2 separate regions of the Homo sapiens genome follow, and region 1 is linked to region 2. Evidence: chromatin loops called from intact Hi-C (ENCODE). Cell type or tissue: PC-3. All regions are shown on one strand. Each heading gives the region's core, and the rest is flanking DNA. Links, peaks and the distances in the headings are about the cores only. Region 1 overlaps HTR2C (5-hydroxytryptamine receptor 2C). Region 2 overlaps LRCH2 (leucine rich repeats and calponin homology domain containing 2).

Evidence for each region. Peaks named below come from ENCODE experiments on the same cell type or tissue, not always from the same donor. Only the 100,000 strongest peaks of a DNase experiment are listed, where the experiment ranks them.
Region 1: it touches region 2 in a loop (23-fold over the local background); 38 of 110 quality-filtered maps call a loop at or near these places.

Annotation. Positions count from the first base shown.
Region 1 is chrX:114,604,250-114,616,356 of GRCh38, forward strand. It overlaps HTR2C (5-hydroxytryptamine receptor 2C), which reads left to right. Exons shown (of 6, transcript NM_000868.4): 2 at 9,566-9,632. Among named protein-coding and RNA genes, the nearest start is that of SNORA35, 20 kb to the right of the region's middle. RefSeq lists an enhancer at 2,514-3,399. In PC-3, for the core only: CTCF peaks have their summits at 6,981 (motif pointing right) and 7,181; a DNase peak (open chromatin) is centred at 6,992.
Region 2 is chrX:115,142,574-115,154,680 of GRCh38, forward strand. LRCH2 (leucine rich repeats and calponin homology domain containing 2) reads right to left here. Exons shown (of 21, transcript NM_020871.4): 13 at 7,449-7,497; 14 at 7,254-7,370. Among named protein-coding and RNA genes, the nearest start is that of SNORA35B, 22 kb to the left of the region's middle. In PC-3, for the core only: a CTCF peak has its summit at 4,832 (motif pointing left); no DNase peak of the experiment used is centred there.

The DNA of each region.
Region 1 (12,107 bases), core at 2,866-10,865, 540 kb before region 2:
AATTTAGTTAAAGTGTCTCAGCCTAATAAGGGAACTGGGCAGGTGGGGATAACTAAAAAGGAGTGTTTAAAAGGGTATTGTCTAAGTTGGCACCAGAGTTGGGGAGTTTTAAGAGGTTTAGAAGCCTGGCCGTCAATACCCACAACAGTTATGGAGGCAAGGGAAACAGGCCCTTGAAAAGAAGGTAATGTGGAGTGGGTAGCCTCCGTATTGATTAAGAAGGTAATCACTTACCTTCCACTGTGAGAGTTACCCGAAGCTCGGCATCTGTGATGGTCTAGGGGGCTTCCGAGGCGATCGGGCAGTGTCAGTCTTCAGCCGCTAATCCGAGAAGATCTGGGAAGGAGTCAGTCAGAGAGCCTTGGGCCAGAGTTCCAGGGGCTCTGGGAATGGCTGCCAGGTGAGTTAAACAGTCCGATTTTCAGTGGGGTCCCACACAGATGGGACACGGCTTAGGAGGAATCCTGGGCTGCGGGCATTCCTTGGCCTGGTGGTCAGATTTCTGGCACGTGTAGCAAGCTCCTGTGGGAGGAGGTTCTGGAGGAATGCCTGGCCGCTGCGGTTCAGGCGTTTGGAAGTTCTTGTGTGCTGGAGATGTGGCTGGGGTTTGTCTCAGAGTGGAGGCAAGGAATTGCAACTTTTTTCTATTATTGTACACCTTGAAGGCGAGGTTAATTAAATCCTGTTGTGGGGTTTGAGGGCCGGAATTTAATTTTTGGAGTTTTATTTAATGTCAGGAGCAGATTGGGTAATAAAATGTACTTTGAGAATAAGATGGCCTTTTGACCTTTTAGGGTCTAGGGCTGTAAAGCGTCTCAGGGTTGCTGCCAAACAAGTCATGAACTGGGCTGGATTTTTATATTTGATGAAAAAGAGCCTAAACGCTATCTGATTTGGGATAAAGAAAAAGGAGCATTAACCTTGACTATGCCTTTAGCTCCAGCCACCTTTTTAAGAGTAAATTGCTGGGCAGGAGGGGGAGGGCTAGTCATGGAACGAAACTGTAAGCCGGACCAGGTGTGAGGAGGGGAGGTGATAAAAAGATTATAGGGTGGAGGAGCAGAGGCTGAGGAAGAATTGGGACCTAGCTCGGCATGGCGAGGAGCAGCCTGGGGAGGAAGGGAGAGGTCAGATGGGTCTGTAGAAAAGGAAGATTAGACAGACTCAGCAATGCTTGGGGTTGGTACTGAGGGGACAGGCGGGAGGGAAAGAAGGAAGATTTGGGACGAGTTGCACTGGGCACAGAGACTAGGAAGGGACTGACGTGTAAAAGAATGCCTGGACGTCAGGCACCTCAGACCATTTGCCTATTTTATGACAAGAATTATTTAGATTTTGCAGGATGGAAAAATTCAAAGTGCCATTTTCTGGCTATTTGGAACTACTGTCGAGTTGGTATTGGGGTGAAGCGGCATTGCAGAAGAAAATAAGGCATTTAGGTTTTAGGTCAGGTGTGAGTTGAAGAGGTTTTAAGTTTTTGAGAACACAGGCCAAGGGAGTAGAAGGAGGAATGGAGGGTGGAAGGTTGCCCATAGTGAAGGAAGCAAGCCTAGAGAAAAGAGAGTAGAGAAATGGAGGAAAGGGGTTCAGGGGTTCTTACCTTCCAGAAAAGTGGGAAAAGGGGTTGGGGCACAGAGATAAGAGGTTGGGGGGCAGAAATAAGGGATTGGGGCGCAGAGAAATAAGAGGTTGGGGCACGGAAATAAGGGACTGGGGCACAGAGATACGAGGTTGGGGTGCAGAAATAAGGGATTGGGGCACAGTGATAAGAGGTCAGGGTGCAGAAATAAGGGATTGGGGCACAGAGATAAGAGGTTGGGGCACAGAAATAAGGGATTGGGGTGCAGAGATAAGAGGTTGGGGCATGGAAGTAAGGGATTGGGGGTTCTTGCCCCATAGAAAAGCGGGACTTGCCACTAAGGGTGAAGGAGAAGGGGTTGGGGTACTTAACCCTCTCCCAGAAAAGCGGGACTTGCCGCTAAGGGTGAAGGAGAAGGGCTTGAGGGGTACTTGCCCCTCTCCCAGAAAAGCAGAGAAGGGGTAGAGACAAGGAGAGAAGGGGTTGAGCTACTTGCCCCTTCCCCAGAAAAGCGGGACTTGCCGCTTAAGGTGAAGGATCAAGGCAGGCGTCCCTGCGTGGTCTGACACCCTTGAAACGTGGGTGTATAATCAGAGAGGCGTCCCTGCAACGATTAAACACCAAGGGAAGGCTGCCTTCCCAGTCCGTGACCGGCGCCGGAGTTTTGGGTCCACGGATAAAACATGTCTCCTTTGTCTCTCCCAGAAAATGAAAGGAATTGAAATTAAGAGAAGGGAGAGATTGAAGAGTGGAAAGGAGAAAGTGGTTGATGGACAGTGAGAGAGGTTGGAGAAGAGAGTAAGAAGAGGCCGTTTACCTGATTTAAAATTGGTGAGATGTTCCTTGGGCTGGTCGGTCTGAGGACATGAGGTCATAGGTGGATCTTTCTCACGGAGCAAAGAGCAGGAGGACAGGGGATTGATCTCCCAAGGGAGGTACCCCGATCCAAGTCACAGCACCAAATTTCATGTGTGTCCGTGTGAAGAGACCACTAAACAGGCTTCGTGTGAGCAACATGGCTGTTATTTCACCTGGGTGCAAGTGGGCTGAGTCCGAAAAGAGAGTCAGTGAAGGGAGATGAGGGTGGGGCCGTTTTATAGGATTTGGGTAGGTAAAGGAAAATTACAGTCAAAGGGGGTTTGTTCTCTGGCGGGCAGGAGTGGGGGTCGCAAGGTGCTCAGTGGGGGTGCTTTTGAGCCAGGATGATCCAGGAAAAGGACTTTCACAAGGTAATGTTATCACTTAAGGCAAGGACCGGCCATTTACACTTCTTTTGTGGTGGAATGTCATCAGTTAAGGTGGGGCAGGGCATATTCACTTCTTTTGTGATTCTTCAGTTACTTCAGGCCATCTGGGCATATACGTGCAAGTCACAGGGGATGCAATGGCTTGGCTTGGGCTCAGAGGCCTGACAACTTTTAATTAATATCAACTGTGAGTAGAGAAGTTAAAATGAAATATCAAACACAATGTTTGACCATGATAAAGAAGGTGTGGAGTTTCTTCTTCTTGGCCATTTATTGGATACTTAAAGACTTGACATTTTCCTCACCAAAGAAGTCACTAGGACCTATGGTACAACGTTAAGATCAATGATGAAAAAGAGTCATCCTCAATGGAAGAGTATGCATCATTCTGATTATACACAAGCATTGATTATTTGCTGATGTGAGAAAGGGTCAAGATAAAAATTGATCTTTGAATGTATCTTATTCAATTTTTTAATATTTCATAGTGCTTCAGTTGTTTGGCACATTTGTCATATCTTTAATTTTTTTTGATGTCCTGCTCCACCCTTCCATATCACTATAAAATGTTAATACATTTTTCATACACATGCAGAGCATCAGGTTTTAGGATTATTTTTAAATTAAAATCTGAGGCCAGGTGCAGTGGCTCACATCTATAATCCCAGCCCTTTGGGAGGCCAAGGTGGGTGGATCACCTGAGATCAGGAGTTCAAGACCAGCCTGGCCAACTTGGTGAAACCCCATTTCTACTAAAAATAAATTAGCTGGGCATGGTGGTGCGTGCCTGTAATCCCAGCTACTCAGGAGGCTGAGGCAGGAGAATTGCTGGAACCGGGAGGTGGAGGCTGCAATGAGCCAAGATGATACCACTGCACTCCAACCTGGGCAACAGAAAGAAACTCCACCTCAAAAAAAACAAAATCTAGCCTTTCATGAATCTTACATGTATAAAATGTTTACACTTTTATTATGTAAAAGTAATGTATTCCCCCAATGGATTTTATAACAATACAGTCAGTCCCTCTTGCAAAGGGGACTTTTTCATAACTCCCCTACTGTTTCATTAAAATTGAGGTTTAATTTGATCCTGTGTTCTCACATTTAAAAATCTATATTTTTAAGATCTGCTTTTTCCTTCGAAGTAATGGCTTTAACTCCGAATCACTTTTAACAGTTTTATTGACCTGTAATTCACATACTATCCAATTTGCCTATTTTAATGTGTAGAATTCAGTGGTTTTTAGTATACTCAGAGTTGTATAATCATCATCACAATTTAGAATATTTCCATCACCCCCCAAAGTAATCCTATACCCATTTACAATCACTCCACATACTTCTTCAACCCCCAGCACTAGGCAACCAGTAATCCTTTTTATCTCTGTAGATTTGCTTATTCTGAGAACCTGCAAACTTTTAAGGGATGTACTTGCTGGGAATGTCAGAGAAGTTGTTTGAGATTAAGAAGGGTTGGCAAACAAAATAAAATTTGTTGTTAGATTTAGGCAATAGGGTCTTGATTTATTTGGCTAAGTTCTTAATTTTTTCACACTTCTGAAATGAAAGTAATAAAATTTTGTCTCTGAGCTTCTGTCATCCTTACTTTTGCTATTCAATTTTATTTTAGTATGGCAAAATAAATAAAAAGGAAGTCATCCTCCAAGTACTCCTCTTAACAATAAATTGATTCAGAAAAACTAAGTTTCAAACTCAGGAAGGTTAAATTTCTAGTCCATTTCTTTCATTTTTTTTCCATTCTGTCCAATCAAGATTTGTCAAACAAAACTATCCTTTCCAGAGAAGAGGCATTTACCTCAAAAAAACTTTTGTGTACGTGGTATTTGCAGTTGAATGTCATAAGAAGCAATTGATTGAAGTGTGCCATCTGTTTCTTTTCTAAATCTCTAATATGCAAGACACGTCTTTAAAATTACACTTATTCAGAGGATTTTTATGAAATAAAATTGCCTGTCATTCTAATTAGCTCTGAATACTTCTCTTGCAACAGTGGTGTGGCATAACACATTAGTAGGAACTTTGGTTGGTATGTATTTTGGCCACTAACATCACTAATAAAAAAACAGTAAATAAAATCGGAATATAGAAACTGGGGCTTTCTACATAAAATCTGATTTTTTTATTAGTATTTAATATGCTTCCCATTAAAACAATAAATCTGATATGTATTATTTAATATACTTCCCATTAAACAATACATTTCATAATACCTAATAAAATAAGAAAATAGATCCTATTAATTACATCCTCAAATACATATTTTAATATTTTTCTGAAATATATATGCTCTTTACACACTAGAATATAATCGTTTTCGTTATCTGCATTGTGCTAAATGTGAAGTGATGGGCGATGCACCATTTTGTATTTAAAAGATTTCTCCTATGGTTTTTTTCTGTTGTAATTACTCTTTTGGTTGACCACGTTCGGTTGGACTTCTGACCATTGTTCCAAGCATCCACTCCATTACTCTATTTGACATGACACAGTGAGTTTAAAGGACAGTATCGTGTTAGACAAAGATTGAAGTTTTAAATAATACATGATAACTTGAAGGGAAAGTTAAGAAAATTTAAATAAATAAAGAGGATGAGGCAAGGGGATATGTATGTATGCTTTAAATAGTCTATAAATAAGACTCAGTGAAAGATGAAAATATCGTTTTGAACAAAGAAAGGGTGGAAGATATAGAAAACGAGCAGAGCATACTGTATGGTTCCATTTACATAAACTTCCAGAACTGGCAAAAATAATCTACAGTGATAGAAGTCAAAAAGTAGTTGCCTGGAGCTTGGAAGGTGGTGACTACAAAGAAGCAGGAGGATGGAATTGTTTTATGTTTTCATCACAGTGGCAATTACACGGGTGTAAACATTCATCAAAAGTGGTCAAACTCTACATTTAAAATATGCACATATTAGTATATGTAAATTATACTCATTAAGGTGGATTCCTTAAAAAGTCAAAGTAGGCAGTAAAGGGTACCATTCAGTCCCTCTGTGGTCCTGCTTTAATACTGAATGGAAGACAACCTCCTTCTTTTTAAATGAGCATGAATATCCATGAATATCGAAAAGAGTGCATTAAGCTCTTTGTAATGACTGCATTTCCTCATCCTGCTCAGGACTGACTACTGGCATTTTAATGCACGGTAATGTGGGCATTTCTTTGATAGACATTCCACTTTAAATGCCTACTTTTTCCATATTATTTCAACTGAAGGAGAAATAAGGCAGCAACCTTATCTATTAAATCTTCACAGGGTTCTTATGACTTTTAAAGCATCATTTTGAATTGAAGCTACTATTTTATATTATCTTTTCTCAGGGTGGGCTGAAAACAAAATAGCAATAATTTTTGTAGGAAAAGTAGGTTAAAGTCTGTCTTGAATAATCACAAAATCACACTTAATGTCACCTCATAAATCAGTTATAAATAGTGTCAGAGGTAATAGAATTGCACATGCGAAATTTAAAAATATTCTGTGCACAATTTTTGTAGAATGGAATGGCATGGTGTTTGGATTAATATGTACGGCAAGGTTATGGTCAGGCACATCTATGTTTTCTATCTAGAGTCACTCGCCTACAAAGGGAAAAAAATCAGTCACTGTGGAAATTTAAAAAATAATACTTTGGTAGGATGGAGAGAAACTTGAAATGACAGAGCGTTAATCATAAAATGTATCTCAAATTTATGTATAATTAGCTGAGAGGAAAAAAATTGGAAAGGAGAGTGTATGATAGATGCAAAATGTTAATATAAAGAATGTCGTGATCAGGAGGAAGGGAAGAAGCAAGTGAGCCTCAAGAGAAAAAAATTTGACTTCACTCAAAGTACTTCATATTTTTGCAAAATTAATTAAAATTTTAGAAATCGACACTAAAACGTTAGAGACCTCAGAAAACACTCTCAGTTGATAGGTCTTGGAGAAATTTTTTTAAAGAATATCTGATTGGATAATTTTTAATGACGGAGCAGTAATGTTTTAGTGTTAAATATCTCAATCTTCCCCTAAGGGGGAAAAAAAACGCAAAAATAAATTCTTCGTGAATAAATGGCATAATTACAATCATAGCACACATTGTTCTGTCTGCAATAGTCACAATTCGCCACTAGGGGGCTGTAATTCTGTTCTTAGCAGTTCTTGGTCCACAACATTTTCATTCCCTCCCAGGGTACTTGAACAGTTAGGTGAAGTTAAGTGGGAGCTTCGACGGGCATAACAGGTCATTAATGTGTATTGAGATGATCTCATGCGTTTCTGCGATGCGATGTATAATTCTTGTTGTATAGAATAATAACTTGGCCACCAGCTTCTTCACCAAGCATGGAGTCTCATCATTGCTCCAAGATTGCTATTAATTTTGTACGTATTACGTAGAATCATTTTATCTTCCTTTTTCCCAGGAAATTATTTTTATTTACTATAAGTCTCCTACTTTTTCATGAAAATTGAAGGTTAATGTGATCATGTGTTCTTGCATAGTCATTTCAATAAATCTGTGCTGTAAAAGAGACAAAAAATGTTGGTTCAAATTTATAAATACTAAATGTATTTTCTGAAGTGTAGATTAAAACAGCAAAGTTGTGGTTTTTTTTAGTTTTTTTCTTTTTTTGAGACGGAGTCTCGCTCTGTCGCCCAGGCTGGAGTGCAGTGGCGCGATCTCGGCTCACTGCAAACTCCGCCTCCCGGGTTCACGTCATTCTCCTGCCTCAGCCTCCCGAGTAGCTGAGACTATAGGCGCCCGCCACCACGCCCGGCTATTTTTTTGTATTTTTAGTAGAGACTGGGTTTCACCGTGTTAGCCAGGATGGTCTCGATCTCCTGACCTCGTGATCCTCCTGCCTTGGCCTCCCAAAGTGCTGGGATTACAGGTGTGAGCCACCGTGCCTGGCCCAAAGTTTTAATCCAAGTTATTTTTCACTCATTTGAAGTTAGAACTATTTTTTACTTTCATAAGGAATGAAAAATATAATTTGTTGGTGTAGTACATTGTATCTTGCATGATGTAAGGGGTAGTCACATTAAATTATTTAAATGCGGCTATAACATTTATTGAATATTTTATATTATACTTCAAATATGTTAATTTATGTTGATAAATTTATGAGCTAACAAAAGATCTTGTCCTCAATATAATAATTAACATTTCCTATGTATTTCTCATAACTTTGATGATCTTTACATCACTCAATTTTACTTACTAGGCTGAGTGCAAGAGTTAGCTTTATATTTTTAAAAATAATCCCTGCATTTAAAACTTTTTTTGATCATGCTTTATGTGTTTGGGGAAATTTTTGATGTTTAAAACATGTCAAATATTAATGTCCTTGCACCAAATTTATTTGTCCTACTGCAAAAATATAGCTGGCTAATATTTATTTCAGTCTTGTTTTTGCATTCCAGAATAAATATTGGCAACTGATGCTCTTACAATAATTGATACAGAAATGGTGATTTTCAAATGTTGTTTCCTCTTCCAGCGTCTAATATTGTTTTAGTATCTGTGGATGAAATACTATTTACTCTTGCTCTGTAATTGTTCTATGTGAAATGTTTCAACTTGACATTTGACTTAGAATTTTGCTGATTCATTTAGAATTCTTAACTAATATTTAATTTCCTCTTTAGCAGAAGGACGAACACTGACTTACCTGCTATAGGAATGGGGTCCGGATCCAGACCCCAAGAGAGGGTTCTTGGATCTTGCACAAGAAATAATTCAGGGCAAGTCTGTAAAGTGAAAGCAAGGTTATCAGGAAAGTAAAGGAATAAAAGAATGGCTACTTCATAGAGCAGCCCTGAGGGCTGCTGATTGTTTTTTATTTTATTTTATTTTATTTTATTTTTTTTTTGAGACAGAGTCTTGCTCTGTCACCCAGGCTGGAGTGCAGCGGCCGATCTCGGCTCACTGCAACTTCCGCCTCCCGGGTTCAAGCAATTCTCCCTGCCTCAGCCTCCTGAGCAGCTGGAATTACAGGTGCCCACCATCATGCCAGGCTAATTTTTGTATTTTTTAGTAGAGACGGGGTTTGATCATGTTGGCCAGGCTCGTCTTGAACCCCTGACCTCAAGTGATCCGCCCACCTCGGCCTCCCAAAGTGCTGGGATTACAGGCATGAGCCACTGCGCCCTGCCCTGGTTGCCCATTTTTATGGTTATTTACTGATGATATGTAAAACAAGGGGTGGATTATTCATGCTTCCCCTTTTTAGACCATGTAAGGTTACTTCCTGATGTTGCCATGGCATTTGTAAACTGTCATGGCGCTGGTGAGAGTGTAGCAGTGAGGACGACCAGAGGTCACTCTCATGGCCATCTTGGTTTTGGTGGGTTTTAGCTGGGTTCTGTACTGCAACCTGTTTTATTAACAAGGTCTTCATGATCTGTATCTTGTGCTGACCTCCTATCTCATCCTGTGACTTAGAATGCCTCAACTGTCTGGGAATGCAGCCCAATAGGTCTCAGCCTCATTTTACCCAGCCTCTATTCACGATGGAGTTGCTCTGGTTCAAACGCCTCTTACATACCTGCTGTACTAATATTTTGCTGTTTTAAATTCATTTTATATAAATGAGACTTCTTTCTTCTGAAGCTTATAGGTATCAGCCTTACTACTTTTCAGCCATTCATTATATGTGAATGGTATACCTACTCTGTGTGGCACCTTACTTATGGAGTTCTTACTGCATTTTTCTCAATGTTTGCTTTTAGGGTTATCAGCTAACACCCGCGAGCATCTATAACATAGGCCAACTGACGCCATCCTTCAAAAACAACTGTAAGTATACACATAAGCGTGCCTCAAGACTCTTATTTTGAAATAATATTCAACTATTATATCAAGGTGATTCCTATTATTTTGCTAGTGTAGACCTACCCCTGAACTAGTAAAACATATGCCATTAAGGGCCTAACATGTTTGAAAAAGAATATTATGTAATTGGTAAACAGCATTTTAATGCAACCTGAAAAAAAAAAACTCGGCTTATTTTATTACTAAGTAATGTGTGATGCAGACCCCTTACCGAACTGTTAACCACCACCGCAGATTTATAGTAAATAAGTATAAAGTATGATAGTATAAATTGGGACAATTAGGTTAGCGAAGTTCAATTTTCTTCTTCAATGACAAACTCTTGTTTTTTTTTTGTTTTTTTGTTTTGTTTTGTTTTCTTGAGATGGAGTCTCATTCTGTTGCCCAGGCTGGAGTGCAGTGGTGCAATCTTGGCTCACTGCAACCTCCGCCTCCTGGGGTCAAGTGATTCTCCTGCCTCAGCCTCTGGGTAGCTAGGATTACAGGTGCATGCCACCACACCAGGCTAATTTTTGTATTTTTAGTAGAGACAGGGTTTCACCATGTTGGCCAAGCTGGTCTCGAACTCCTGACCTCAGGTGATCCGCCCACCTCGACCTCCCAAAGTGCTGGGATTACAGGCGTGAACCACCTAGCCCAGCCTGCTTTCAGTAACAAACTCTTATATCCATGATTGGGGTGTAGGAAATCTAGCTGTTGTTTTCTATGATAAATTTTAGAAAACATAGCTAGCTCTTCAAAATACTCTCAATGGATGCACTTAAAAATCTCAGCAGGAGAGGCAGGGAGAGGAGAATTTTGTTTCTCAAAAGGGAGTATCATTTATAAATGCTGAAAAACGCAGATCCAGATAATGGAACACTCTACATTCTATAGATGTCTAGAGCATGATTATTTGATTGGGTAAATATATTACAAGTTAAACAAGGTGAATTTAAATTGGATTCCTTATTTTCGACTCCAGACTGCATGGGGAATTCTCAATTAAATTTCTGATTGTTCTCATAATCATACAAATATTTAATACCACAAAATGTTTTTAGAATGATAGTTTTGGAGGAAGAACTGATACGATGGTATAGACTAAATCATTTTTGACAGTAAAATTTTAACAGAAATTTTTAGTATAACATTAATATATACGCATTAGATTAAAGAAGTGAAAAGTCGAAGTCTATCAAAATTCGAAAGAGGATAGGGATGGAATAAGGTTGGGAATGTCTGCTGCACATGTTAATAATGATCAAAAATAAAAGAAATAAGAAAACAGTGATTTGACATCAAGACAGTTGCATCAAAATGGCTGCATTAAAATGTACCCTTTTTCAGAATAGCCAATTGTTCTGTTTTATTCAACTACTCACCATTTAAGATGATGGCAAAGGTAACTTTCTTTAATACATATTGAAAAGAGTTCTTGATGCTATCAACAGCTTTCCAGAGGGGAAAAAATAAAAAAAAATTTCATAAGGGACGTTCAAAAAGTATAAAATGTAAAATTTTGAAGAACCCCCACAGCAGTCCTGAAAGCACACAGGAAATCACTCATTCTGTTTGTGAAGATTCAAGTTTGCTTGCAGATGTTTTCAATGCGTTGGTGAAATAGGTTAACCTGGACATGCAGGTAAGTTTCTACTCTCAGGCTTCAAACAATGTTCACACAAGACTATCTCACATATATCATTGGCATGGTAAGCCTCGCCTGGTAGTAAAGACCAAGGTCAGCCTTACTAGAATGTGAAGTTCGCCAATTTCATCTTTACTGTCTTCCTTTCAATGCTATTCTGTCCTTACCATGTTGTTTTTCGACCTCTATGTGCCAAATATTCACAACTCCATAGTGAGTACTCCTTGCTTCTCTCCCAGGCCTGTGCACCCCTCTTTGTACACACACCTGTTGACACTTTGCTCTTATCTAGGTATTAATTAGAGAAGATTTGATATACAAATTCATCATAATGTGGCAATATCTTACAAGTCCTACCCCATCTAGAGGGAGGCATGGTTTAACATGTGGTTCCTATAACTGAATCCCTTGATGAGCTGAAGGGGAAAATATGCCTCAAATCTCATCATGTAGGTATGTAAGGCCTTTGCCTACTTCACTTCTCTGTAAGGCTGCCTTTGTCAGGGTATATCAGTGACATGAAAAAGATATGTACAATATATTTATTATAGAAGGTTGGAGCTTGATTATTTATGGTAAATAATGTTGGTGTTGTTAAATATATTAATTCTTACTGTAAATAGAAGAGTACCAAGAGTTTTATTGTAATGTGTATACATCTACAGCCTGATATTCTTTGGGTTGTTTTTTTTTTAATCTCTGGGTCCTTGGTGATTTCTATGGCTATTTTATTTTTATTTTTATTTATTTATTCATTTTTGAGATGAAGTCTCGCTCTGTTGCCCAGGCTGGAGTGCAGTGGCATGATCTTG
Region 2 (12,107 bases), core at 1,517-9,516:
CCAGTGGGTCAATGAAGAAATTAAGAAGGAAATCGAAAAATTTCTTGAAACAAATGATAATACAAATACAACATAGCAAAACCTATGGGATACAGCAAAAACAGTATTAACAGGAAAATTTCCAGCTATAAGTGCTTACATCAAAAGAGAAGAAAAACCTCAAACAAATAACATAATGATTCATCTTAAAGAACCAGAAAAGGAAGAGCAAACCAAATCCAAAGTTAGTATAAGAAAAGAAACAGCCCAGGTGTCATGGCTCACACCTGTAATCCCAACACTTTGGGAGCGTGAGGTGGGCAGATCGCTTGAGCCAAGGAGCTCAAGACCAGCCTGGGCAACATGGCAAAACCCCATCTCTACAAAAAATACAAAAATTAGCTGGGTGTGGTGGTGCCTGTAGTCCCAGCTACTTGGAAGGCTGAAAGGTGAAAGGATGGCTTGACCCTGGGAGGTCAAGGCTGCAGTGAGCCATGACACCACTGCACCTCAGCCTGGGAGAAAGAGTGAGACTCTGGTTTAAACAAACAAACAAACAAACAAAAACAAAAGAAATAATAAAGATCAGAGCAGAAATAAATAAATTTGAAATGAAGAAAAATAAAAAAGATCAATGAAACAAAAATATGGTTTACTGAGAAGATAAACAAAATTGACAAACCTTTAGTCAGATTAAGATAAAAAGGGGAGAAGACCCAAATAAAATCAGAGATGAAAAAGGAGACATTACAACTGATACCACAGAAATTCGAAGGGCCACTACTAGCTACTATGAACAACTATGTGCCGATAAATTGGAAACTCTAGAGGAGATGGACAAATTCCTAGACACATAAAACCTACCAAAATTGGATCATGAAGAAATCCAAAATGTGAACAGGCCAATAACAAGTAATGAGATCAAATCTGTAATAAATAGTCTCCCAGGAAAGAAATGCCTGGGACCTGAGGGCTTCACTGCTGAATTCTACCAAAAACTTAAAGAAAACCTAATACCAATCCTACTCAAAGTATTCAAAAAATTGAAGAGGAGGGAATACTGGCAAACTGATTCTACAAGGCCAGTATTAGCCTAATACTAAAACCAGACAAAGACACATCCAAAATAGAAAACTACAGGCCAAAATCTCGGATAAATATGGATGCAAAAATCTTCAATAGAATACTAGCAAACCGAATTCAACAATATATTTAAAAGGTCATTCATCATGACCAAGTGGGATTTATTCCAGGGATGCAAGCATGGTTCAACATATGCAAATCAATTGTTGTGATACATCATAACAACAGAATAAAGGACAAAAATCATATGACCATTCCAATTGATGCCGGACAAGCATTTGCTAAAATCCAACATTCCTTCATGATAAAAACCCTCTGATATGGTTTGCTTGTGTCCCCACCAAAACCTCATCTTGAATTGTAACTCACACGATTCACAAGTGTCATGGGAGATACCAGTGGGAGGTAACTAAATCATGGGGGCAGGTTTTTCCCGTGTTGTTCTCATGATAGTGAATAAGTCTCATGAGACCTGATGATTTGAAAAACAGGAGTTTCCCTGCACAAGCTCTCTTCTCTTGTCTGCCACCATGTAAGACGTGCCTTTCACCTTCCACCATGATTGTGAGGCCTCCTCAGCCATGTGGAACTGTCAGTCCAATAAACCTCTTTCTTTTGTAAATTGACCAGTCTCAGGTATGTCTTTATCAGCAGCATAAAAATAGACTAATACACTCTCAAAAACTGGGGTATAGAAGAAATATATCTCAACATAATAAAAGCCAAAACTCATAGCCTTTCCCCTAAGATCTAAAAGATGACAGGGATGCACATTGTCACCACTGTTATTCAACACAATACTAGGAGTCCCACCTAGAGCAATCAGACAAGAGAAAGAAATAAAGGGCATCCAAATTGGAAAAGAAGAAGTCAAATTATCCTTGTCTGCAGATGATATAATCTTGTATTTGGAAAAACCTAGACTCCACCAAAAAAAAAAAAATAGAACTGATAAATTCTGTAAAGTTGCAGGATACAAAATCAACATACAAAAGTCAGTAGGATTTCTATATGCCAACAGTGAACAATCTAAAAAAGAAATTTTAAAAATAATCCCATTTACAATACTCACAAACAAAATTAAACACCTAGAAATTAACCAAAGAAGTAAAAGATCTCTACAATGAAAACTATAAAATACTGCTGGAAGAAATTGAAGAGGACACACAAATATGGAAAGATATTCCACATTCATGGATTGGAAGAAACAATATTGTTAAAATGTCCATACTACTCAGAGCAATCTATAGATTCAATGCAATCCCTATCAAAATACCAATGGCATTCATCACAGAAATAGAAAAATCAAGCCTAAGATTTAGATGAAACCACAAAAGACCAAGAATGGCCAAAGCTATCCTGGGAATAAGGAACAAAACTGGAGGAATCACATTACATGACTTCAAATTATACTACAGACCTATGGTAACCAAAACATCATGGTACTTGCATAAAAACAGACACACAGACCAATGGAACAGAACAGAGAACCCAGAAACAACTTCACACACCTACAGTGAACTCAATTTCAACAAAGCTGCCAAGAACATACACGGGGGAAAAGACAGTCTCTTCAGTAAATGAGGCTGGGAAAACTGGATATCCGTATGCAGAAGAATGAAACTAGGCCCCTATCTCTTGTTGTACACAAAAATCAAATCAAAATGGATTAAGGACTTAAATCTAAGACTTCAATCTATAAAACTGCTATAAGAAAACATGGGGGAAAATCTCCAGGACACAGGTCTGGGCAAAAATTTCCTGAGCTACCCCATAAGCGCAGGCAACCAAAGCAAACATGGAGAAATGGGATCACATCAAGTTAAAAAGCTTCTGCACAGCAAAGGAAACAAGAAAGTGAAGAGACAACCCACGGAATAGGAGGAAATATCTGCAAACTACCCATATGACAAGGAATTAATAACCAGAATTTAAGGAGCTCAAGCGACTCTTTAGGAAAGTATCTAATAGTTAGATTAAAACATGGGTAAAAGATGTGAATAGACATTTCTGAAAAGAAGACATACAGATGGCAAACTGGCATACGAAAAGGTGCTCAACATCATTGATCATCAGAGAAATGCAAATCAAAACTACAATGATGTATCATCTTACCCCAGTTAAAGTGGCTTATATCCAAAAGACAGGCAATAACATACTGGTGAGGATGTGGAGAAAAGGGAACCCTCGTACACTGTTGGTGGGAATGTAAATTAGTACGAACAATATGGAGAACAGTTTGGAGGCTCCTCAAAAAACTAAAAATACAGCTACCATACAATCCAGCAATCCTACTGCTGGGTATATAACCCAAAGAAAGGAAATCAGTATATCAAAGAGATATCTGCACTTCCATATTTATTGCAAAACTATTCACAATAGCCAAGATTTGGAAGCAACCTAAGTGTCCATCAATAGAAGAACAGATAAAGAAAATGTGGTACACATACACAATGGAGTACTATTCAGCCATAAAGAAGGAGAGTCTGTCATTTGCAACATGGATTGAAATGCAGGTCATTATGGTAAGTGAAATAAGCCAGGCACAGAAAGACAAACACCACATGTTCTCACTTATTTGTAGGATGTAAAAACAATTGAACTCATAAAGATAGAGAGTAGAAGGATGGTTACCAGAGGCTAGAGAAGGGTAGTGGGGGAGTAGAGGGTAGGTGAAGATGGATAATGGGCATAAAAAATAGAATAAATAAGACCTAGTATTTGATAGCGCAATGGGGTGACTATAGTCAATAATAATTTAATTGTACATCTCAAAATAACTAAGAGTATAATTTGATCATAACACAAATGATAAATGTTTGAAGGAATAGATACCCCATTCCCCATAATGTGATTATTGAACATTGTATGCCTTTCAAAATATCTCATGTATCCCATAAATATATATACCTAATATGAACGCCAAAAATTAAAAATTTAAAATAAAAAAAGATGTTTAATAAAATACTTCCTGGCATCATGAAGTTCCCTGAAATACAGTGATTTTATTTTGGCTATAAGAACACTAAATTTTATATACTAGAATAATAATCTATACGATAGCGGCCTGGGAATCTAAAAGAGTCAATGTAACTTTCCTACCATGATTTACTTACTAACTTAACCTGACCCAATTTGTGTTCTTGCTCACATAATCTAGCCAATATGTTGAAACAGTTTTACCTAGTTTCAGGGACTTACCTGAAAAAAATACTATCCAAAATTAGCCTTCAAAACTAAGAAGAAATACAGTTGGATTTCTTACATACATACACACACACACACACACACACACACACACACACACACACACACACACACACATTCAATAAATACACTGAATAACCATGACAAATAATTTACCATGGGACAGAAACAAAGAAATCCTGTGCCTCAGTCATTTATACGTATTAAGATAAAGTTGCACAAAAGTTCTGTACATTTCGTAACATAGCAAAACCTAAAAGAGCCACCATTGAACAAACTCAGTGATAATCTGATATAAACCTCAAGTGTAGTGTATTTTACTGTTTAATGAACTATAAATCCAGATTAGCTTTAATAATACAACCTACCAATAGCACTTTCAATTATCGGGAGATAGGTGATTAAGAGAAATTTCCTCTTAGAAGCTGCTGATGTTTTAGTCATGAAAATAGTGACAATTCTGAATAATAGTGTTGATTTAATTTAGGAAACTGTATGTCAGTTTTATATTTTCTTGACATCTTAGGAAAAAAAACTAGTGACATACTCATTTTACTATGTCCTAATACTGACATCTTCTGACAATTTAGGAGAACTACACATCTCCTTAAAACATTTCCCAGTGACTGAAGCTTATCTTTGCACCTAATTTATTAAGGAAAAAAATTAACATTTGTTGAATGATGATTATGTAATGAGCACTTCAAATATTATATCATTTGATCTCTTTTAATAACTTTATAACATAACTAATATTATAGAAGATGTTTATTTTATAAAAAATAAAATACCAATAAATGATGCTATGAAACCAAAGAATTATGTTTTTAAAATGCTCAGTTTTTAAAATGCACATTTTTAAAATGTGGCCTCTATTAAGACATCTTGAGAAGTCCACTCAAGTTACTGTAAAACGTTTTTTAAACACTAAAAGTGGGCCAAAAATGTCAGTAATCTCAGCACTTTGGGGGGGCCTAGATGGGAGGATCTCTTGAAGCCAGGAATTTGAGACCAGCCTGGGCAACATAATAAGATCTCACCTCTACAAAAAATTTTAAAATTTGTAGGGCACTGGGGGACATACCTGTAGTTCTAGCTACTGGGGAGGCTGAAGCAAGAGGATCACGTGAGCCCAGAGGATGGCCTGAGCCCAGGCATTTGAGGCTGCTGTGTGCTATGATCACGCTATTGCACTGCAGTCTGGGCAATAGAGAGAGACTCTGTCTCTTAAAAAAAAAAATTAAAAACCAGTAAAACTGTGTTTGTTTGAAAGTGTTTGCTGATATGATATTAAGCTATACACAGTAGATAAAGAGGCAGCCTAGCATAGGCTTTGGGTTCAAATCTCAACTCTGCCACTTATTACTAAGTGAACTGAAGAATACTACTTTGCATCTCTGTGCCTTAATTTCATCATCTGTAAAACAGAAATAGTCATAATTGTACTTACCTCATAAGGTTGTTATGAGGATTAAATGAGTTGATCTTTGTGAAGTCTTAGGACAGTGCCTGGCACTTAATAAGTGCTATGTAAGTTTTTTGACAAATAGTCAGAATTGGTATTGTTACTATGATAAAGGAGAACTGGTTTTGTTATACTACGATATTGGTAGTATACTAAGAATTTGTATTGTTATACTACAATAAAGGAGAGCAAATAAATATTAAATTTCTTTTATTATATGAAATACTACTAAAATTTCCCCCATACCATCAGTCATTCACTAAGTTTTATCTACAAGCAAATTTTATTCAGTGCTTTGTTCAAGGTCCAATGAACTAAAAAGGGAAACTTTAAAATAATGCTGGAATGTAAACACAATTACAGATGTATAAAGGGTTAGGATAAATAAACTTTCACTATTATTGACCAGGGTTCTACTTAGAATGTCCTTCCCTTTTTCCTCATGTCTTCTGTTTCTTTGTTATCTCTTATATTGACCAGGAAATGTAAGACTCATTAAAAGGACTCAGTATTTATTTGTTGAAGGCTTAAATTTACCACAGATCCACTAAGACATATAACAGTTTTGTTTTAGTCATGATACTATTTCCAAATGTATGTTACACACCCATATATAGAAACAAACAAATGTGCATACAGACCTATTTCTACCAGAGAAAAACAGAGAATATAATCCTATTTATTAGTGATATAAACTTGAACCTACAATGTAGACTAGTACTATGTTTCAGATGAAATTACTATTATCATCTAATAATAATTAGGCTTTGGGAAACATAAAACGTGTACAAAGACAACAAAATTTGCTATTCATGGAGCAGAAGCTTGTTTGTACTATTCATTTGAGTCAAATCCAGTAATGAATTCTGGCTAGTATTGAATATTATTCTGAATTCTAATGATTGGCTTCTACAAATACAGCAGACCCCAATCACAAATAGACAATAATACAATATTTACAAATGTGTACACAGTAAAATTTCATTAAAACCCTGCTAACTAGAAATGTGGGATAATTTGGATGATCTGAGCTTTTCTTTTAGCTAAGATAAAAGACACTCAAGCAATCTACTAAGGTAACAAGAAGAAAAAAATGGAAAAATCTGCCCTCAAGCATTTTCAGAACTATATAAACAACACTTATTTACATAGGAACAGTTAAATGCTAATTGTAAATATGTGTCAAATATTTATTGAAACAAATCCAATGAAAGACTTTTCCTGGACAATTCTTTTAAAACATACTACATATTGCTACAACTAGCAGTGCAGCAAACATTCGTCTATCTTGCAAAGTATTTGGTAAATCATAATTTATATTTATCTACTCAATTATTCTCAATTACTGAAACCTTATGGATATAATTAGATTGTATTACCCCATATATGTGAGAAATCAAAATAACACATTTACTACATTTAACTAGAGAGTTACAGTCTACCTTATTAACTCAAAACAAAACTGACAAAATAAAAACTAATAATTACAAAGTAAATTTAAAAACTTAATATAGAGTACCTTGAAATATTCTTTTCTAATCTGTTTGCTCCGCCTCCTTTCTTCACTCTGCCAGATTATAGGGTGAGATTCTGGCCACGGTTGTTCATCTATTTGATCCTTCTGATTTTCTAAGGGCTATAATGAGACAATTTATTTTAACTAAATAAAAGAGAACAAAATGATAGATATAATTGTAATTTAATTTCTTCTTACCTGCCAGGTGAGGGGTGATAATGGTGAATTAACTTCATCTGCTGAGACACTAAAAAATTGAAGATGCCTTAATACGTTAAAATATTTAGAATAAATCCTTAAATATATATTATGAACCTTAGATGTTATCTTTTTAAAAACATTGTAAAGAATTTACCCATGTCTACACTTTGGCCTAACAACATAAAACTTAAAGTTGACAGAAATATATTTAAGTTTCTAAAACCTGTTGCTCTACAGGAAATATCAAAATGGGTTTATTCTATGTAGGCCCTATGCATAGGTCTATTCTAAGGAATTCCCAGAAGCTAAAATAAGTGAAATATCTAAAGATATATTGTCAAAGGACAGACAGGATATTTATTATATTAAAATAATTAACAAAGACTAAAAAAAACTAATAATTTCCTTTGTCTAAATGCCAAAGAGCTCAAGCGAGTAGTTATTTTTGCCTACTGAATTACTGATTATGAGATGCAACCTGTTCATTCTAACAAAACAGGGGCTATGAAGGAAATTATTTTCATCTAATTTTTTGTTGTTGAGATAAGGCAGACTATGCATGCTGTTGTTAGATGGCAATTTTGAACAAGGAGTTCCTGTGGAAAAAATATATAAACAAAATGTCCACTGAAGCTGCTATAACTTAACACTATTGTGGAATTTCTGTATAGTGCAATAACAAAAAGAAAATAAAAATTGGATATAAAGATCCAATTTTTAAAATTTATAGAACACATGATTATCCAAGAGAAAAAGACAAAAAATCTATTATTATAAGAGGTAAGGTTACCAGTTAAAGAAAAACATACAAAAGTTAATAGCTTTCCTACATATCAACTATAATGAGTTAAAAGATATATTAGAAAAAAATGCTATTCATAGAAGGAAAGAAAAGTATAAAATACCTAGGAAGAAACTTAACTATACTTCTACAAGACCTACATGAAAAAACTACAAATGTCTAGTAAGAGACTTGAATAACCAAAAGGTTCTTGGATAGATAAGTATTACAGGTATAACTTCTCTTTCAACTTAATTAATAACTGAAATGAACTGTAATAATAATTTTTTTAACTCAAGAAGTATTTTTTGGTTTGTTTTAAACATTTGACAAAGGAGTTCCAAAGTTAATTTGGAAGAATGGATGATCACGAAGAGAAAAGTTATATAATAAAGAGGACTTTTCAACCCTCCTTTCTACTAGCTCCAGAATCTACAGATTTTTCAATGGAAGAGGAGTACAGGACCACGAGTATAATAACTTCTGAAAAAAATGACATTTAAGATCATTGTGAAAGTAATGGCTTATATAACAAGTAGTAGAGAGACACCTGATTGATCACGTGTAAAATATACACTGAAAGAAAGAATAAAAAAGGGGGAGGAGACACAGTGAGAAAAAGGTGGGGGAGGAAGAAAACTAGATTCCTTACCTCATACCAAATATCAAAATGAAAAATTAAAAGATTTAAATATAAAGAAGAAATCACAAAGTATCAGAAAAATACAGGCAGTAATTTTTTAAATATTGGAATAGAGAGAGCCTATGGGACAAACAATCAAAATTAAATACTAACAAATTTGAACACATAAAATGTAAAAACTAGACTTTGCTAGTGGCCAAGATAGGCTAACAGTGACCAGATTTATATCCTGACTGAAAAAACTAAAAGAATGGGCAAAATATTTAAAATTATGCCTTCCATGACATTGAATATTAGGCAAAAAATGACATTATCCTTTAGAGATGAGTAAGGAGGTAAATCCCATAACTGAGCCAAGTTGCTGCATGGAAAGAGTTTCCAGTCCACATCCCAGGAGAAAAAAACTAAGGCAGAGTCTAGCAGGCCCAGAATTCAGGAGACAGAGCTGGAGCCAGGGAGAAAAGGGCAGAGTGAGTTCATAGCACACAGTAACAAACAAAAGGGCAATGCACAGAGAAAGGAAAGAGATCTACAGAGGCATCCCTCAAATTTTCATCTGAGCGTACTGATCATTGAACATGTATGTGAGGAAAATACCCTAGGCAAAAGGATAAAATCACCCTCAAAGCTTAGAGGGAATAATTCCCAGATTCTCAGAGGACCAGGAGTAGTACCAGTTCCCACCAGCTAAACTGGAAAACCTCATAATTCACAGGACATCCAGTAGAGAAATGTCTTGCCTCATTAAGGGGACAAATTTATTCCTAGACTAAATGCTGCACTGGTCCCACATAAATAAATTATAAAACCAAGTCCCAAAATATCAAATTATTTCCAAGTAATTTAACCATATCCCAGAACAAAAGTCAAAAGTATGTATAATAATACAATATCCACACTCAAGAATGTAAAGTACACAATGTCTGTCATTTAATCAAAAATTCAACCAAGCAATGTTCAAGAAGCTAAAGGAAAAGACTGAACATGTTAAGTACAGACATAATCAAACTTCTAGAAATAAAAAGTGCAACATCTGAAATTAAAACAAACTGGATGGAATTAACTGCAGATTAGACATTTCACAAGAAATGACTAGCAAACACAAAGACAAAGCAGAAGGACTTGCCAAAACCCAACACAGACAGAAAAATATTAAAGAATGAATAGAACATCAATGTTCCATGGCAAACTTCAAGTGGCCTAATTGGAGTTCCATAATAGAAGAGGTCAAATGATAGAAAACATATCTGAAGAAATAAGGGCCCCAAAATTTCAAATTTCATGAAAATAAACCCACAAATTCAAGAAGCTCAATGAACTCCAAACAAAAGTAACATGAAGAAAACTACACCAAGATATATCACCATCAAATTACTTAAAACGAGTGATAAAAAATGTTACAGACACCCAGAGGAAAAAAGGACACATTAGGCAAAGTAAAACAAAGATAAGAATATTCTCATAGAAAACAGTACAATCCAGAGGATGGTGGAGAAACCTCTTCAAGGTACTCGAAGAAAACTAAAATGTCAAACTAGAATTGTGTATGAGCCAAAATATCTTTCAAAAACGAAGGTGAGCTAGGCATGGTAGCTCATGCCTGTAATCCCAACACGTTGGGAGGCCAAGGAAGGAGGATTCCTTGAGACCGAGAGTTCAAAACCAGCCTGGGCAACATAGTGAGACCCTGTCTCTACAAAAAAAAAAAAAAAAAAATGTTTAAGTTGGCTGGGTGGGATGACACATGCCTGTGGTCCCAGTTACTTGGGAGGCTGAGAGGTGGGAGGATCACTGGAGTGCAGGAGGTCAAAGCTGCAGTGAGCTGTGATGGCGCCACTGCACTCCAGCCTCGGTGACAGAGCAAGATCCTGTTTAAAAAAAAAAAATTTAAAAAAAGACTTTTTCAGACATAGAAAAGCTAAAAGCATTCAATCAGCAGACCAGTAGTAAAATTATGTTAAAATCTCTCTTTTAGGCAGAAAGAAAGTGATGCACATGTAAATATGAATCTACACAAAAAATAAAGGGCACTGGAGATAGTAACTAAGGGATTGAACACATAAAAGACATTATTCTGATTATCTAAATGTTCTTAAGAACAAATAACTGTTTAAAGCATAAATAACAACTTGTTATGGTACACATAACAGATACATAAAAAGTAAAATGTATGACAACACACCAAGGCTAAAAAGGAAAAAAAATAAGTATACTGTTCTAAGGTTCTCACATGACACACGAAATGGCATAATAGCCCTTGAAGATAGACTGTGATAAGCTAAATATCATACTCTAACCCCTAAAAAAACCATTAACATAACAAAAAGTTACAGCAAATAAGCCCACAAAGGAAATAAACAAAAATTTTTAAATATAATTCAAAAGACAACAGAGAAGGAGGAAAAATGAATAAAAAGGATAGAACAGAAAGAAAACATACAGCAAACCTCAAAATATCATTAATTACAAAAACATAAATGATTTTTAACATTGCAATTAGAACGTAGATTGTCAGATTCAATAAAAAGCAGGAAGATACTACCATATGCTAACTATAAGAAATGCGCTTTCTCTACAAAGACACAAATCAGTTAAAAATAAAAGGATGGAGAAACACGCATCATGCTAATACTAAACAAAAGAGAGCTGGACTGACAATATTAATATCAGAAAAGTGGACTTCAGAGCAGAGAATATTATCAAGAATATAAAGAAAAGTCATTTCAGAATGACAGTACAAATTCACCAAGAGGACAATACAATCCTAAACATTTATATATCTAATAATAGAGCTTCAGAATGTATGAAGGAAAAATTATAGAACTGCAAGGAGAAAGATAAATCTACAATTAGTGTTGGAGATTTCAATAACCTTCTCTTACTAACTGATAGAACAAGAAAACAGAAAATAGGTAAGGTATTGAAGATTTAAACAATACTATCAACCAACTTAACATAGTTGACATTATATAAGACTCTAACCAATAACCACAGAATACATTTTTTTCCAAGTTCCTAAAGAACTTTTACCATGATAGGCCATATTCTGGGCCATAAAAATACTCAATATATTTCAACAATAGAAAGTGCTTCTGACCACAACAGATGCAAACAAACAAATTACAAAAGAAGCAATATAGATAGGCAATAAAAACTTGAAATAATACTCATCATCACTAATTTAATCACTGAAATGAAAAATAAAACATTTTGATATAATTTGTTCTTTTTA